2 separate regions of the Homo sapiens genome follow, and region 1 is linked to region 2. Evidence: chromatin loops called from intact Hi-C (ENCODE). Cell type or tissue: heart left ventricle. All regions are shown on one strand.

Region 1 (8,000 bases), 69 kb before region 2:
TACAGAGGTTATCATACTTGATAATAAAACTTCGAAAACTTACTTTGTTTGTTGTTGGAAAGACCACAGCGTCTACTACAACTTCTACACGATAGTACACGGGATGTTCTCTTCACTGCAATAAGGCAAACAAAGGAAAAGTCGTGAGAATTGGAAAGATAAAGTAAAACTGTCATTTTGCATTATCAGCATGATTGTGTAGATAGAAAATATATTCGGATATACAGATCAACTATTAGAATAAGTCAGTGAGTTTAACAGCATTACCGATGAAAGGCTAATGTGAGAAATCAGGTGTGTTTCCATATACTTTAATGAACTGTGTAAAAATTTTATTTAAAGTGAAAACTTTTACAGTAGCAGAAAAAATAAAATTTCTAGGAATAAAAGTCATGTGTGCAAGAGTCTTTTACACAGAAAACTGTAAACATTACTGAGAGATATTCAAGAAGTCTTAAGAAAATAAACAGCATACATTATTGAAGGATTCTAAGAATCAATATTGTAATTAAGTTTATTCTCCTAAATTGATTTAAAAATTCAGTGTAACTCCTCTCATAATCTCAGCCCTTCTATTTTACAAATTGAAAAGCTGATCCTAAAATGTGTATGAAAACAAAAAGGATAAAAAATAATGAAGACAAATTGAGAATATAAAACAAGCTTAGAGGTCTTTTACTCTCAGATCTCAAACCTTGTTAAAGCTGCAGCAATGAAAATGGCATAGTGCTGATTGGTGTGAGAATAGACAAATAGGTCAGTGTCATAGAATAGAGTGCAGAAGAAAACCCACGCTTACTATTCACATGATTCGTGGGGAAAGAAAGAAGAGGGGAAAAAAAACTCTTTGCTATGCATTGAGGGAAAGCAATCTTTCTTATAAGTATGGATTGTTTCCATTATATATCCATATTTTTAAAAAGCCTTTGATCTCTACCTCACACAATAAACAAAAATCGTTCCAGGTGTTTTGTATTGAAATAAGAAAAATCAAAAATCTTTTCTAAAAGCGGTCATGAAAAAATACTGAGAAGACCTTGAAGAAATCAAAGATTTCTAAAACAATAAACATATACACAGAGGACTTACCACAGAAGAAAAAAAGACTGAAAACTAGTGCTTTAAACTAGAACTCTGTGTTACAGAATATACCATTAAGAGAATCAAAAGGCAAACCACAGTATAGAAGATAATTATGGTATATATATTCAACAAAGGTTCACACATAGAATATATATATGAAGAACTACTACAAACTAATAGGAAAAGAACATTCAATTGAAGGCAAAATGGGCTGAAAACTTCACTACACACACATCCTCCAAATAAGTGCTCTGAATGGTGGGCACCAAGGATCATCTGAGTACAAATTAAAATGACAGTGAATGAATGAAAATGAGACAGCACACCTGCCAAAATGGCACAAAAAAAGCAAAAAACAAACAAAAAAAATCTGACAATTAAAAGTGTCGACAAAGAAGAGCTCTCATTAACTCTGGCCAGAGCCTCATCTACCTGGAAAGGGTACTTTGTGGAACTATTTGCAGTATCTACTAAAAGGAATTTAGGCTTACCCAGTGAACAAACATTCCTCTTCTCTGAATGTACCCATGAGAAAAGAGTGCCTAGTACCAAGAGAAAAGATACTGGTGAAAATGTTTAGAGTAGCTTTTTCCATAAATAGCCCCAAGCTGGAAACAGCTCAAATGTCCATGAATAGTATTACGCTACATCGTGTTTATAGTCATACCAGGGAACGTAGACAGCAATGAAAAATAACTACAGATGCACACCCATAAGACAGATTGCTGAGTCAGTATACTCTCTTTGATACGTATAATTCTATTTATATAAAGAAAAAACCAGTAAAATAAGTTTATAATGACAGACATCAGAATAGTGGCTACCTATAGTGTTTTGTTTTGTTCTGTTTTGTTTTGTTTTGAGACAGGGTCTCACTCTGTTGCCCAGGCTGGAGTGCAGTGGCATGATCTTGGCTCACTGCAGCCTCTCTGGCTCAAGCCATCCTCCCACTTCAGGCTCCCCACTAGCTGGGACTATAGGCGCACACCACCACATCCAGCTAATTTTTGTATTTATTTATTATTCTTTTTTTTTGGTAGAGATTGAGTTTTGCCATGTTGCCCAGGCTGGTCTTGAACTCCTGAGTTCAAGCACTCCTCCTACCTCGGCCTCCCAAGGTGCTAGGATTACAGGCATGAGCCACTGTGCCTTGCCTGGTTACCTTTTGAAGGGCTATGATTGCAAGGGTAGGAAGGAGGGTTCTGGAATGGTAATAATGTTCTATTACTTGATCTGAATGATACTTATATTTATGTGCTAATTTTTCTCTAAATTAATCATATACTTATGACATGCATAATAAAGTCAAAATATTTTAAGGTCAAATTAATAAAGGGAATGTCCTAAATGAAGATATTCTGTCTGTGAACAATTATATAGTTATATGAGAGAACTTGCTGGGCATAATAGCTGTAACTTTAATCTTTATTAAATATTATTAAATAATAAGTCATTGTTAAATCTATTAAATAGATTTCTTAAATTGTCCCTAATTTTTCATGAGGGCGGTCTGTATCCATTAGCCAGGTGCCTGAGTTTAGCTAATTTTGGTTTTGGGCAGGAGTTGGGAAAGTCAGACTGTTATCTGACTGATTGTTCATGGACTTTAAAATTAGTCTTACACATACCCCAAGATTTAAAAAAAAAAAAATGACAAAAGAAACTGAAATTTCCTGGAAACAGCCGTCATTTGGGATTCAGAAGACAAAAGACATGATTCAAAACCCTGCCCCTTGCTCTTGACGGGCGATCCCTGCCCAGCCCTGAAAAGTCTCCCTGTTGTCCTGGCCCCTGTCCCAAAGCTGTGGCAATAACATGCACTCAAAGACGTGTTTGCTGGAAGAAGACATGTGAAGCATGAATGGAATTTTGCCTTGGCGATAACGTTGAATGTGCTGTTCTGCGATCCTGTACCAATAGGGCACCAGGCCCGCTCTGAAGTCCGCTAATGGCAATCCCCCTTTGTTCCCTCAGGGACACACAAAGCCACTGTTCCCATAGCAACCCTGCCAAGTGATGTCAGAAACCAGGGTTCGGCCTTGAAGGCTACAACACAAGTGCGGTGTTGACCAGCTAGCAATGACGACAACCCCGAAGACAGCGCCGTGCCTCCAGCAACAGAAATCAGCAGTGCACGTGTGTGCACACACTGTGTCTTGTTTTATGCTTAAAAATTGTGAATAATCCATTTTTAAGTGTGTGTATTCTCTAGAAGCCTGTGTTTCTCCTGATGTGTGTTTTATGCTTAAAAATTGTAAATAATCCATTTTTAAGTGTGTATATTCTTTAGAAGCCCGTGTTTCTCCTGATGTGTCATATCACTTGGAAAATCAGATTTCCTTTTGCTTTCATGAAGACCTATTTTCTGAAATTGAAGATGAAATGATTCATTTGCTCAAACCCTTAAAATGTCCTGACTTTATTCCTTAGGGAGGTTCATCATGTTCAGAGGAGAAGAGAGTGAAGGATTGTTTAATAAAGACCAATCATGTAAATTTTATGATATACATCATTGTTTTAATATACATAGTTGTTTGACTTGGAGAACTCACAGTAAAGAAGACAATTATAGAAATATATTATGGATTTTTGGCTGGGCACGGTGACTCATGCCTGTAATTGAAGCACTCTGGGAGACCAAGGCGGGTGGATCACCTGAGGTTGGGAGTTCGAGACCAGCCTGGCCAATATGGTGAAACCCCATCTCTACTAAAAATACAAAAATTAGCCGGGCATGATGGTGGGCACCTGTAATCCCAGTTACATGGGAGGCTGAAGCAGGAGAATTGCTTGAACCTGGGAGGTGGAGATTGCAGTGAGCCGAGATCGCATCACACACACCAGCCCGGGCAACGAGAGCAAAACTCTCAAAAAAAAAAAAAAAGAAAAGAAATATATTATGGATTTTTAAAAGAGAAAATATTTTATAAAAATTCTAACCTCACTGTCAAATAGCAATCGGCCTCTTTCCTTCAGTTTCCAGGGAAATCAATAGCAGCTCAAATTTAGAAGTTCTGCTTTGAGCCTTTTCAAATCACGCTGTGATTGAGCATTTTACGTGTGACACCATTAGCCAGAGGAACAATCCTGGTTCTGTTGTGTTTTTTTTTTTCTTTTTCAATAGATTTTAGAGAGAAAATGAGACATTGATTGAAGGGTAATCCTTAACATAGAAGGGATTGGAATAACTGTTAAATTTTGCAGATTCTTCAGTTAAACTACTGTGAAAGTCTTGACGTTAGCCTACAAAAAAGCCTTTTATTACAAACTCCATACTTGCTAAAGTGCTGTCTTTTGATACTGCAGTTTTGTTTCTGTAATATATTTATTATTCAGAACAAATGAAATTCTCCAATGTATTTTGCTTGTTAATGTCATTTACCCACGATCTATGAAATGACTAAACTTATACATATATATACACACACATATTAACATTTATGCATCTGTACATTTTATGTATCTGCACCAGTGATATAACAATAATTTTTATTCCTATGTTACATAAAAACTTAGTAGTGAGTCTCATTCAACTTCACAACCCATGAAATAATTTCTGTTTCAACCTATATGAGCCAAGGGGAAATTGTTTAAATAATATATTTATATTTCATATTTTAAAATGGTCTCTATCTTACCAAAAAAGTGACACAGGCATACTGCTGAGATAAGGCAAATGTGCAGCAGTCACAGGAATAGCAGTGCTCACTGGGTGCTGGTACAGTTTCAGGTATTGGGCTGGGAGTTGTCCAGTCGTCACCTTCTTTAATCTTCACGACAACTCTAACATCGAGTGCTGTAGTTCCCAATTTACTGGGGCAAAAAGACAGGTTACGTCACTGGCTGAAACGGGCTGACCTCAGTGTCAAATCCAGGTTTTGCTGGTCACAGAAACAAAGCTTTTAAAAATCTCTCCAAATACTACCTCTAGGATTCCTGGAGGCCAGACACCCTAAAGACCAGCAGGAGCCTCTGACACTCCATCCACGCCCCCACTACAGGGAACTGGTGATTACACGATGAATAAACGCATCTTACAAGAATGGGAGCCACCACTTAGGGCCAAGCTATTTGTGACTAAAAAGCAAACAAAAGAATCTGCTCAAGGTGAAATTTGATCGTTGCCCATTGACTCTCAGGTGACATGGCCTCCAAGTATAACAGTGAATCCCCCGAGGGCCAAAAATTGCCTTGGAAAATATGATTGTGACCTCTATTTCTCTGTTGCCATGGAGTTATGCCTCTTGTCTGTTGATGGAAGGTCAATCATTGTATTTACACGCAGTGAACAGTGAACATATATAATGCCTATGGTCTATTATTATTTCTTTGCAGGAGGTTTATTACAGGGTTTGGTATGCAATCTAAATTAAATGTCTCGAGAAAAATAATGCTTTTAAGTTTAGGCAATTTTAGAGAATTCTTTGAGTGAGATTCCCTCTTTAAAATTCCACTGAATTTTCTGATTGCCTTTGAAGTTGTTTCTGTCTGAAACTAGTATATTTATTTCCTTTTTAAAGGAGATTTTTTCTTTTCAATCATCTACTACAAAATAACTTTCTTTTATGTTTATGAGACATTAGATACAATTATTTTCTAAGTCCATCTCTGTAAACAACTTTGTAATTTTTAGCCTTTCAAATGTCATTATCATAAACACGAATCAGCACTGGTTCTGCTCCTTGTTGGCTTTGAAGCGGCATTTAAAATCCCCGTGGCTCTGAAGCCCTCATCGACCTGGGTCACCTGGGTGAGTAAATTCAGCCAGCAAGTTACTGTGGGTTCCACGTTATCGTTTTCCAAATTCCTGGCACTGCTGATACGTGCAAGCTGCCCACTTTGAAAATGGAATGTGCCATTTCATCCTACTCAAAAGTGGGTGGAGAGAAAGAAGTGTTTCACTGAGGGTATTTGTGCGAGTGGACTGCGGATGGTGGAGGAATCGTGCTTCGCACTGTGGCGGCTGGTTTTTGGCCATCCTCTCAATGAGCGCTTTAAAGCTGAGTCCATTAGATTATATTTTAGGCTCAGGGGTCTTATAGGTCATTTCACTCTACACTCCTCTTTGAATCCTGGAAAGATTAAGTATGATAGGCAACTTATTTAGTGCTCTTGCCACCAGTGTTTTGATGGGTCAGTCAAAAGCACATGTCGTTGAAGGTGCAGTAACCTCTGATGGGCTGTGTTCTGCTCAGTGGAGCAACAATAAATCTTATTTTTTCCAACCCTTGGCAGATACCTGTTAAATAAGCTTTGTTGATTTCTTCCCACATTCTCCCTGTTGGGTCGGGGTTCAGTCATTTGCTAACCGTATTATTTTGAGCAAGTCACTTCACCTCTCTAAGTCTAATAAAATACAAATAATGGTGACACCCTTGTAGATGGCTGTAAGGATGCAATGAGCACCGGTCCATGAAGCACTAGGCACAAAACACAAATTAACTCCCAAATATTTTCAGAACACAACATATTCAGTCACGGCATGTGTAGAGAACATGTGTCACTCTGTAGTTGGCTTGTGATGGAGAGCCTGCAGCCTGGACTCGGCTGTGCTGAGAGCTGAAGGAACCACATGGCTGAGTGGTCTTGGGAGACCCATCTCCTGCCCAGTGCACCGAAGCTGGGACACTGAGGCTTAAGCTACTGGCTTGTGCTGGGAGGTGAGAAGGCTCTGACCCAGGGTGAATTCCAGAGAATGCACCGTCTATGTGTAAGCACTGGATAGCAATGCATAGGAATTATCAAGATGTCTTTATGTGTGTGCATATATTTTTAGAAGTTTTAAAAAGTATGAAAATACCAGCTGGGCACAGTGGCTCATGCCTGTAATCCCAGCACTTTGGGAGGCTGAGGTGGGTGGATCCCCTGAGGTCAGGAGTTCGAGACCAGCTTGACCAACATGGAGAAACCCCTTATCTACCAAAAAAAAAAAAATACAAAATTAGCCGGGCTTGGTGGTGCATGCCTGTGATCCCAGCTACTCAGGAGGCTGAGGCAGGAGAATCGCTTGAACCCGGGAGGAGGAAGTTGCAGTGAGCCGAGATCGCGCCACTGCACTCCAACCTGGGCAATAAGAGTGAAACTCCGTCTCAAAAAAAAAAAAGAAAAGAAAATATCAATGTATTAAATTTGGAAGACTGTACCATTGGAAAAATCCTGTAGTCCAAAAAGTTATTAGGATATATGTTTTTTTCTATATGTATACTTAGGTAAAGAAACAGTGTACAGGGCTGAGTGAGGACTGAATTCTAGTTCTCACCTTGCCACGATGCAACTTAGATGCATCTTTTTAATCTTTCTAAGCCTCAGTTGTCTCATCTGTGAAATTAATAGATTAGGCCACATAATCTTTAAAATTCCCTCTACTGATATTTTATGGTCCCAAAAATATTCTTGGCATGCATGCGGAGCTGAGAATGTCCACTATGATTTGTAAGATTATTTTCATACCCCCATGCTTTAACTGTTCAAGTTTACCTTGTTGTGGATATGATGGAGTCTAGCTTGTGCTGTGACTTTTCCCCACATTTGCCCTATGTCAGAGGCTGGCTGAAAGCCAGCAGGGGTACATTCTAGCATAGGTGTAAAGACTTACAAAGAGGCGAAGTAGATTCTTCTATACAGTAGTATCACTGGACACCCCGTGGCTCATGCCTGTAATCCCAGCACTTTGGGAGGCTGAGGCAGTCAGATCACCTGAGGTCAGGAGTTTGAGACCAGCCTGGCCAACATAGTGAAATCCCATCTCTACTAAAAATACAAAAATTAGCTGGGCGTAGTGGCACATGCCTGTAATCCCAGCTACTCAGGAGGCTGAGGCAAGAGAATGGCTTGAACCTGGGAGGCGGAAGTTGCAGTGAACCGAGATCAGACCACTGCACTCCAGCCTGGGGGGCACAGCAAGACTTTGTCTTAAT
Region 2 (8,000 bases):
GTTTGTTTTGAGACAGGGTCTGACTCTGTCACCCAGGCTGGAGCACAGGGGTGCCATATGCTGCAGCTGCCACCTCCCAGACTCACTCGACCCTCTCACCTCAGCCTCCTGAGTAGCTGGGACTACAGGTGTCTGCCACCATGCCTGGCTAATTTTTGTATTTTTTGTAGAGATGAGGTCTCATGTTGCCCAGGCTGGTCTCAAACTCCTGGGCTCAAGCAGTTCACCTGCTTTGGCCTCCCAAAGTGTTGGTGTTACAGGCATGAGCCACTGCACACTGCAAAAGTAGACATTTAAAAAGCATATTGTTTTGTCAAAGATGACAGCAGCCCCATGACACCATGCATACATTAAATGTAGAGCACTTGATTACATAATGTCTTGGCAGCATACAGGAGATCAATGTTGTCTCAAAACAAACCCTTCTTCACAGGAAGTGGTGCTTCATTCTCTTTCTTCAGTGTGAGCCAAGGACCAGCTGCTGGAACTGATGACATGAAGGCAAGGTGCCGCTCCATTAGGCTCTGTTTCTTACCTGCTGCAGATCAAACTCATAGAGAAATGATAGGAACAGCCCAAGAACATAAAGAAAGCCCAGAAATATTACAAGGGCACATTTTCCCTCCTCTGATTATTTTTGATAGCAGTTAAAAACATTTCTTAAAGGAAAATACTTTTTTTATCATAATGAAGAGATAGGCAAGCTTTTGCTTACCTCATTTAGTCAGACATCTTTTTTTTTCTCTTATCTCCTTTCTTCATTTTCTGTCTTATCTTACTGGTACCTAGAAAGCAAAATGGAAGCAAAAGAATTTGTGCATGTTCATTTGCAAAGCTGCTGGCTCTGCTGCTGTGGCTGTTTGCAGATGTAACTGGGTGCTAGACGTGCTTCTCTTGTTGTCCTAAAATTTTCAGCAGAAGCTCCCAACTGCACCACTACCACCACCAACAACAACCACAGGCACAAAGGACTTTCGCCCACTGCAGGTGGCTGCTGGACACTCTACTCAGGCTGTGGAGACAGGGGAACAGGGGAGCACCGTGGGCAGAGCTACTGCATCATCACCTTCACCATGATATACGGGAAGGTGACAACATCAGCAGTGAGGGGCTGAGGAGGTTTGGAAAGCGCCTGCCCTGCCTCTGCTTACCCCACGGGAGAAGGGAATTGCTCCCTTCTCACCTCAGGATAAGTCAGATAAGCCTCACAAAAAGCAGTTAAAGAGCTTGAGCCACATCCCTGGGATCTGAGGAAGAAGTGACTAATATTTGACTTATGCCTGAGAAAGGATAAAGGTGAGTCTGGCTGGATCTTTCAGACGGGAGAGAGGCCATACCCTTTTACTGACAATGGGACCACAGTATGCACTTGCTGGATGTGGGCCTCGTGCATGACAGCTGGGTCCCTCTGCTGAGAGGGAGTCTATCCAGAGGCCTCATGCGCAGGAGACCCAGTGGTGTCTATGCCCATCCCTCCAGGAACCTGCCTGGAATTCCATCTCTGGGGAGGAAACGCCAGCAGAGGGACAGACCTGGGGAAGAAAGAAGCTGCTTTTCATTGTCTCCTGGTGGATCTAGTTTATTTAATGCTAAATTAAATTAAATTAGCACCTCCTAATAGATTTGCATCTTTTCAGAGAATCCTTCTGGGTAGCATCGTCCACTCCTTGAGAGAGAATTGACCGGCCTTTGGTAGAAGAGGAGGCATGGTCTGTATGGCAGGAACACAAGGCGTGAAAAGGCCTCACAGGCCCTCACTGGCTCATCCACTACATATTGAGGCTTCACGCATTTGTCTCAAGTCCAACCAGAGCCATGCCTCTTTCAGTCCTTAACCCTTCACCCACACCACCTGTGTGCACAGACATGTATGTCTCAGGGAAGGTTATAAATGAAGCTTATTTGCCATTTACTTCTCTGCATGGACTTTTTTAGGTCCTTCTCTCAGCATGGCAGAATGTATAAAAAATTGATCATTCCTTGTGCTTGAGCTATCAGGGCCACCATATCTGACAAGCACGAGGAGCAGGTTGTTGTTATTTTTGATTGTTCCTGTTGGAACACAGCTATGCTCATTGGTTTACAGTGCCCATGCCGCTTTTATGCAGTGGCCACAGAGTTGAGTAGCAGCAACCGAGACGTTACAGTGCACAAAGACTGAAATAGATACTATCTGGTCCTTAACACAGGAAGTGTGCAAACCACCCCCCAACCGTATAGGATCTGGCAAACCAGACCCTAGAACTGTGGGACGAATACCAAGATGAAGGTCAAGTCCCAAATTCCCTGTCCTTACCTGCCCTGGGGCCAGCTTTGGGACACAGAGCCGTGAGGAACATGGGCTCTCTCTCCTGCCACCCTTCTTCTTCCTCTTACAAATGTAGCCATTTCACTACCTGCATGTGTTCTAAAATCTAGTGTCCTTTACAATTAAAAGCCACCTAGAAACGCAAGCATGCCCATCGCATAGATTGCATGGTCAATGGCTCCATACAGAGTCCCTTTAAAGAAAATTTACCAAAATTTACAACTTAAAAAAAGTGAAAAATTTTACCAAAATTTATAACTTAAAAAAAAGTGAGCCTTTTGCTTCCTGGTAGTAGAGGTTGGAGCTGTGATAATATTATGGGCACATATTATTATGTGCCCATAATAATATGGGCAAGGCACCTCATTTCAGTATGCACCTGTGAGGAACAGGCCAGCCATTGTATCATGTACTGAGTGAATAAACTGAAATCTAATCCAAGAACATGACGTTCGAGGTGAAGGTAAGAAATATCACATTACATTGGAACAGATGGAGCAACAATGACTGCAAATGGATGTGAAATTCACTCGGAAGTTTTTCTATTATTTTTATCACTCTAATTCAAAATACACCTGCCAGCATTCTTTTCTCTGATTCACAAGCACCTCTTTAAAAACAGACACAGTGTAACTAAAAGATAAATATTTAAGGTGATGGATATCCCAGTTACCATTTGATTACATGGAAGTATTAGATTATTACAGGTACCCCCAAATATGTACATCTACTATATATCAATAAGAAAAGGCTTGGAAAGTAAAAAAGGAAAAAAAACAGACATATACACACCCAATAGTGCACGTGCACATAACATCTAATTTTAAGTAGAAACGCAGTGATTTCATATCATAAAGAAAAGGAGTTTGGGGCCTTCCGTGCTGAGCCTTAGTGTTGGTAGGAAACACTAACAGGCAGTGCTGGGGACAAAATCTGTGGGACTCAAACAAAACGAAAATGTGGGTCCCCTTGTGAAGAAATCATGCAGATGGCCAAGGCCAGGACAGCAGAGGGCTAAGCTAAGTTCGTGTCCCATTCCCTGCAGCCAGCACTGCCCAGGAGCCGCCTTCCATTCTCAAACATGTAACACAGAGGCACCCGATGGCAGAGATGGCTTCACGCTAGCTGTGCAAAGCTGCCCACCATCATCCTGGAAATCATGCAGACGGCCAAGCCCAGGACCGTAGGGCACTAAGCTAAGTTCATGTCCCCTTCCCTGCAGCCAGCACTGCCTAGGAGCGGCCTTCCATTCTCAAACATGTAACACAGAGGCACCCGATGGCAGAGACGGCTTCACGCCAGCTGTGCAAAGCTGCCCACCATCATCCTGGAAATCATGCAGACGGCCAAGCCCAGGACCCTAGGGCACTAAGCTAAGTTCGTGTCCCCTTCCCTGCAGCCAGCACTGCCTAGGAGCGGCCTTCCATTCTCAAACATGTAACACAGATGCACACGATGGCAGAGACGGCTTCACGCTAGCTGTGCAAAGCTGCCCACGGTCATCCTGGGCCATGGTGCAAACTAGACGGTGGAGCAAAGGAAGTTTCAAAGCAAGCGCCCCTTCCTCTTCTTGGGCAAAACAACTTCTCTTTTGTGTTCTTCCAGCAGCCTCGACTGTAAAGACCTTTCGGTCACTGCATTAGCCCTTGTCTTTCCATCTGGCTACTCAGCTGCTGCTATTAGCTGAAACATCACTTAAAACAAGAAGCAAGGCATTAAATGTTTCATTCACCCAGGCAGCAGCTGTGGGGAGATAAAGGATGACATGCAATGGAGACTTTAAACACCAGAGCCCTGAGAGGACAGGGGTCTTGGGCGGCACCTCTTATTTTATCGGTGGGCAGCAGGCCTGTCCCAGGGAGTGGTCACTGGGGAGCCAAGCCTGTCAAACACCTTTTGGCAGGAATTGTCACAAAACAGGAACCTGCTGGGAGGACAGAGACATTTCAGCCAAAAAACAAAGGCCCTCGAGCCTTGGGCATTTTATTTTGCTTTGAAAAAAGACCTTTCAGCGAAGAAAATGGCATCATTGTTCTGCTCCTGAGCACTGATACCACAGCGGGGTCACTGTCCCCTAGTGCCCAGCACACCCTGCACAGCCTTGGGGACAGGGGCAGGGGCTGAGGGGCCACAGGAAGGCCCCAGTGAGGGGGAAATTGTCCTTCAGTACAGAACACTCATTTGCAGGGAATGTGGGGCTCGAGCCAAAAGGGCTGGCTGGCTTCATCGAGGCTGTGCATCGTGTTTGAAAGTGTGTTGAGCCATGTTTGTCCCCAGTGCCAGTCCCCACCTCCTATCCGGCAGGGCCGTCCAAGGTCAACGAGAAGAAATGAGTCTTTACTGAAATGCAGAAAGTACTGTGCTTCCCCAGCATCTGGAAAACCTGCCCTCCCTACAGCAGTGCCACTGGGGACAACGCTGTGTTCTCCTTGGGGGTGTGGCCAGTGGCCTCCCACTGTGGAAGACGGCCTGCAGGGCCTCTCTGCGAAGGTGACAACTCCTCTCAGCCGCTCCCTTGGCGAGTCCCTGTGCTAGATGAGCGGCTCGCTGGTTCCGATCATTCCTTTCTTCATTTGTTAACGGGGATTAAAGGACATTTCTCCAAGACCCCCTCCAGAATCTGCAAGACCCAGTGCAAAATGAACATGCAGGCCCCATGAACAAGCAAGGTTAAGAATTTCAAGGCAGTGACGAGGGGGCATTAAAGAACCCAGCATGGGGCCCTGCTAAGCTTGGGCCGGAGCGCCCGCCCAGGTGGCCCGTCCGTGACTTCTGCCCTGTGTGCTTGCCCGGATTGTTAGGAAGAGTGATCAGAAACGTGTGTGAAATCGGAGTGCTGCCCAGCTCTTGATAGATCCCGGGTGGATGATGGTCCAACTTAAACAGATGGCCAGGAAGGAAGGAAAGGTATTTCCGTGGAAATCATCTAAATCAAGATGCAGAGCCCACGTGTGAAAAGAATGTGTTGCTAAGAAGTCATTATTTAGATACAATGAGATCAAACTATATAAAGAAAATGAAGTGGAAATATGGGTTTTACCTGCCCCTCTCTCCTCCCAGTGAGAAAATGGAGTTGAAATATGGATTTTGTTTGCCCCCTTCCAAGGCGAAGAGGACGTTTGATGATGTCCACGTCCGAGGGCTGTGCCTGAGCATCAGAGGCAAATGGAAGTCAGGTCTCCTATGAAGACAGAAGTTCCAGTGACCCCAGTTGGAGAACACCAATCTCTTCTAAAAACAGAAAGTTCAGAAATCACAGCCTGAGTAGGCACTGACAGGTGTCATGTTCGTATTTTTACCCTAGCTCCATACATGAACATTTATTAACCATTATGAACATCTTAGAACAAGTAATTTTTCCTCCCTATGTATTATAACCTAGAGAGTGAAACTAAGAGAGTCTCATAAGGAACATGGACTCTTTCTATTCCCTTAAAAGGCTCTGCATGTAACACAATCTTCCTCACAAGAGACTTAAACAGATCGATCCTGTCCCCTAAAAATGTGTAGGCAGTATTTTCTGCCTGTAACTTCTGAAAACTTCCATAAATTTCCTTTCTGCTGTATGAAAGGACTTCCTTTCATCTATCCTAAAACTACCCTCTTCAAACTTCAAAGGCTGACGCCACAGTTTAAATATTCTGGGATTTGGCTAAGAGGTCCATGATCACGTTAGCAATGCCTTTCATGAATTTACAAACTTTGATCATTTCTTCACCTCGGCCTTCATCTTTCAGACAAAAGAACTCTAATTTTTTCAGTCAGTTCTTACAAGGAAGACATTCCAGCCACCTCCTCCTAACATTTGGTTCCCCGTTCTTCCCATATTGAAAGAATGTATCTGTCTGTCTATAAAAGCAAGATGAGGGATGATACATGCAAAGTTTCCCATGAACAGCTGCAACATAGCTTTTGAAGAGTAGGAAAATATTTTGTTTCTATTTTTAAACACCAGGTTAGATCGTTCTAAGAATGGTTAACTTTTTCTCCTGAGGTAATAACACATTAGACTGATTTTGACAGTGCATAATCCAAGTCCATGGCTCATATCTTTTTAAGATCAAAATTTGGATTACATTTTCCAAAAAGTCCTCCTACCTTCCCTACATTAAAGATATGGGCCATTTTTTTCTACTCATTCTTGCAGCAAAATTAGGTCCTAATAGCCCATAATAGCTCATGGTATTTTAACCTTCCAATTAAAATACAAATGCATTCACAGTCACAGAGTTAGAAGAAACACTATATGATTTTCAAAAAACCACTGAGCATCTCCCACATGCAAAGAACCAGGCCCTAAGAGTTAACGTGAGAAGATGGGAATAAATGTTAATGTGGAAGGTGTATTTTATCTGAGTCAAATCCCTTTATAGACCTTACCAATTGGCTCTTATTCCTACCTGTTCACCCAGGATATTCAGCAACTCGGACATCTGTGAGCCTCAACAGAGGTCTCCTTCCTTAAACCAAGAGGCCTTCTCCCTTGAGCTGATGTTGCCTCCCTACAAGACACTAGGGATGTGGCAATGCCAAGTTAAACTTTGACAAAAATGGTGGGGAAAAAAACACTTTCCTCTTTGCATTACAATCGCTTCAAGGGGTTCCAAATCGAAGCTACGTGCACCCCGACACTTCGTGGAGTTTTTATTTTGTTTCATAAACTCATTCTTGATCTCTCACTGACAGCCTATGCTTTGCATAAAATTAGGGAACAAATACTCGGAATTATCACCATACCCGTAATAAAAGATTCTGTGATACCAGGTTGTGCCTTTTTCTATCCTCAGGAGGACTCAGGGGTGAGATATGTTCAGATGTATTTCAGCACCTGCCATTGACACCCCTTTGGCTAAAGCTCAAATCCCTGTTCCCAAACCAGAGCGCACAGTCCTGTGAGGACAGGTGGGTGGGGGAGAAGCAGTGTCTAAAAATAAGTTTCAGAAATGAGCAGAGGAGCAGGGGCCTGTCCGTAATGTGTTGGAGATTCGACAGGGTTAGAGTTCCTGGTGGCCGGGTGTCAGGCTGCTTTCAAACTCCCGGTCATCATGCGGTTGGAGGTGACTTCAACTCACAGCCTGCGGGTTCTCATTCCCAAATGATGACATCGAGGCACAGGGAGGCTAAAGTTCTTCACTGAGTTTACACAAAATGCTGGTGAGCTACAGAATTACAGAATCTGAGCTGCAAAATCATTCTCTTAACACCACCAGGTAATTCATAAAATATATTAAAAATAGCGTTCATCAATGGACTCCTCGCAAGCATTTCTCTTCATATTCTAACCAGAGTCTAGCTTATAACAAAATAGTTTAAAATATGAGTATTAACTAGAAAGTTTAATTAAACCAAAAAACATTTACTAAGCACCAACTATGTGCAGAGGAGGACGCAGGTACTGCAGAGAATACCAACGCGAGTGATTTTGTTTGAAGGTCAAAGCAGATTCTGGAAAGATAAAAGTGAATTACGTCCTTCCTTTTGATTGCATACTTATGTACAGCCCTGCAAAACTTTTCATTTGTTATGCAAGATATTCCATTATATAAACCATTTTGCCTTTTACCCAAGAGTGCTTCTATTTCTCCTCAATAAGCCTAGCTCTTAGGTTGGTGTTAAGCAATTTCACATAAATGGAGCTGAGATTCTTCAACTTGTAGTTAGAGTTTTCTCACAATCCTGCTTTAGAGATGTG

Evidence for each region. Peaks named below come from ENCODE experiments on the same cell type or tissue, not always from the same donor. Only the 100,000 strongest peaks of a DNase experiment are listed, where the experiment ranks them.
Region 1: a loop joins it to region 2, with 2.9 times the contacts of the local background. A loop is called at or near these places in 9 of 110 quality-filtered maps.

Annotation. Positions count from the first base shown.
Region 1 is chr10:3,497,610-3,505,609 of GRCh38, forward strand. It overlaps LINC02669 (long intergenic non-protein coding RNA 2669), which reads right to left and starts at 5,229. Exons shown (of 5, transcript NR_155743.1): 1 at 4,722-5,229; 2 at 1,575-1,625; 3 at 44-115. The region is part of intron 1 of LOC105376360 (a long non-coding RNA gene); the gene reads left to right. LOC124902538 (a long non-coding RNA gene) reads left to right here. Exons shown (of 2, transcript XR_007062362.1): 2 at 3,058-3,583. In heart left ventricle, no CTCF peak of the experiment used is centred here; a DNase peak (open chromatin) is centred at 3,014; H3K27ac peaks cover 1,598 bases.
Region 2 is chr10:3,566,450-3,574,449 of GRCh38, forward strand. The region is part of intron 1 of LOC105376360 (a long non-coding RNA gene); the gene reads left to right. Among named protein-coding and RNA genes, the nearest start is that of LINC02669, 68 kb to the left of the region's middle. In heart left ventricle, no CTCF peak of the experiment used is centred here; a DNase peak (open chromatin) is centred at 4,546; H3K27ac peaks cover 590 bases.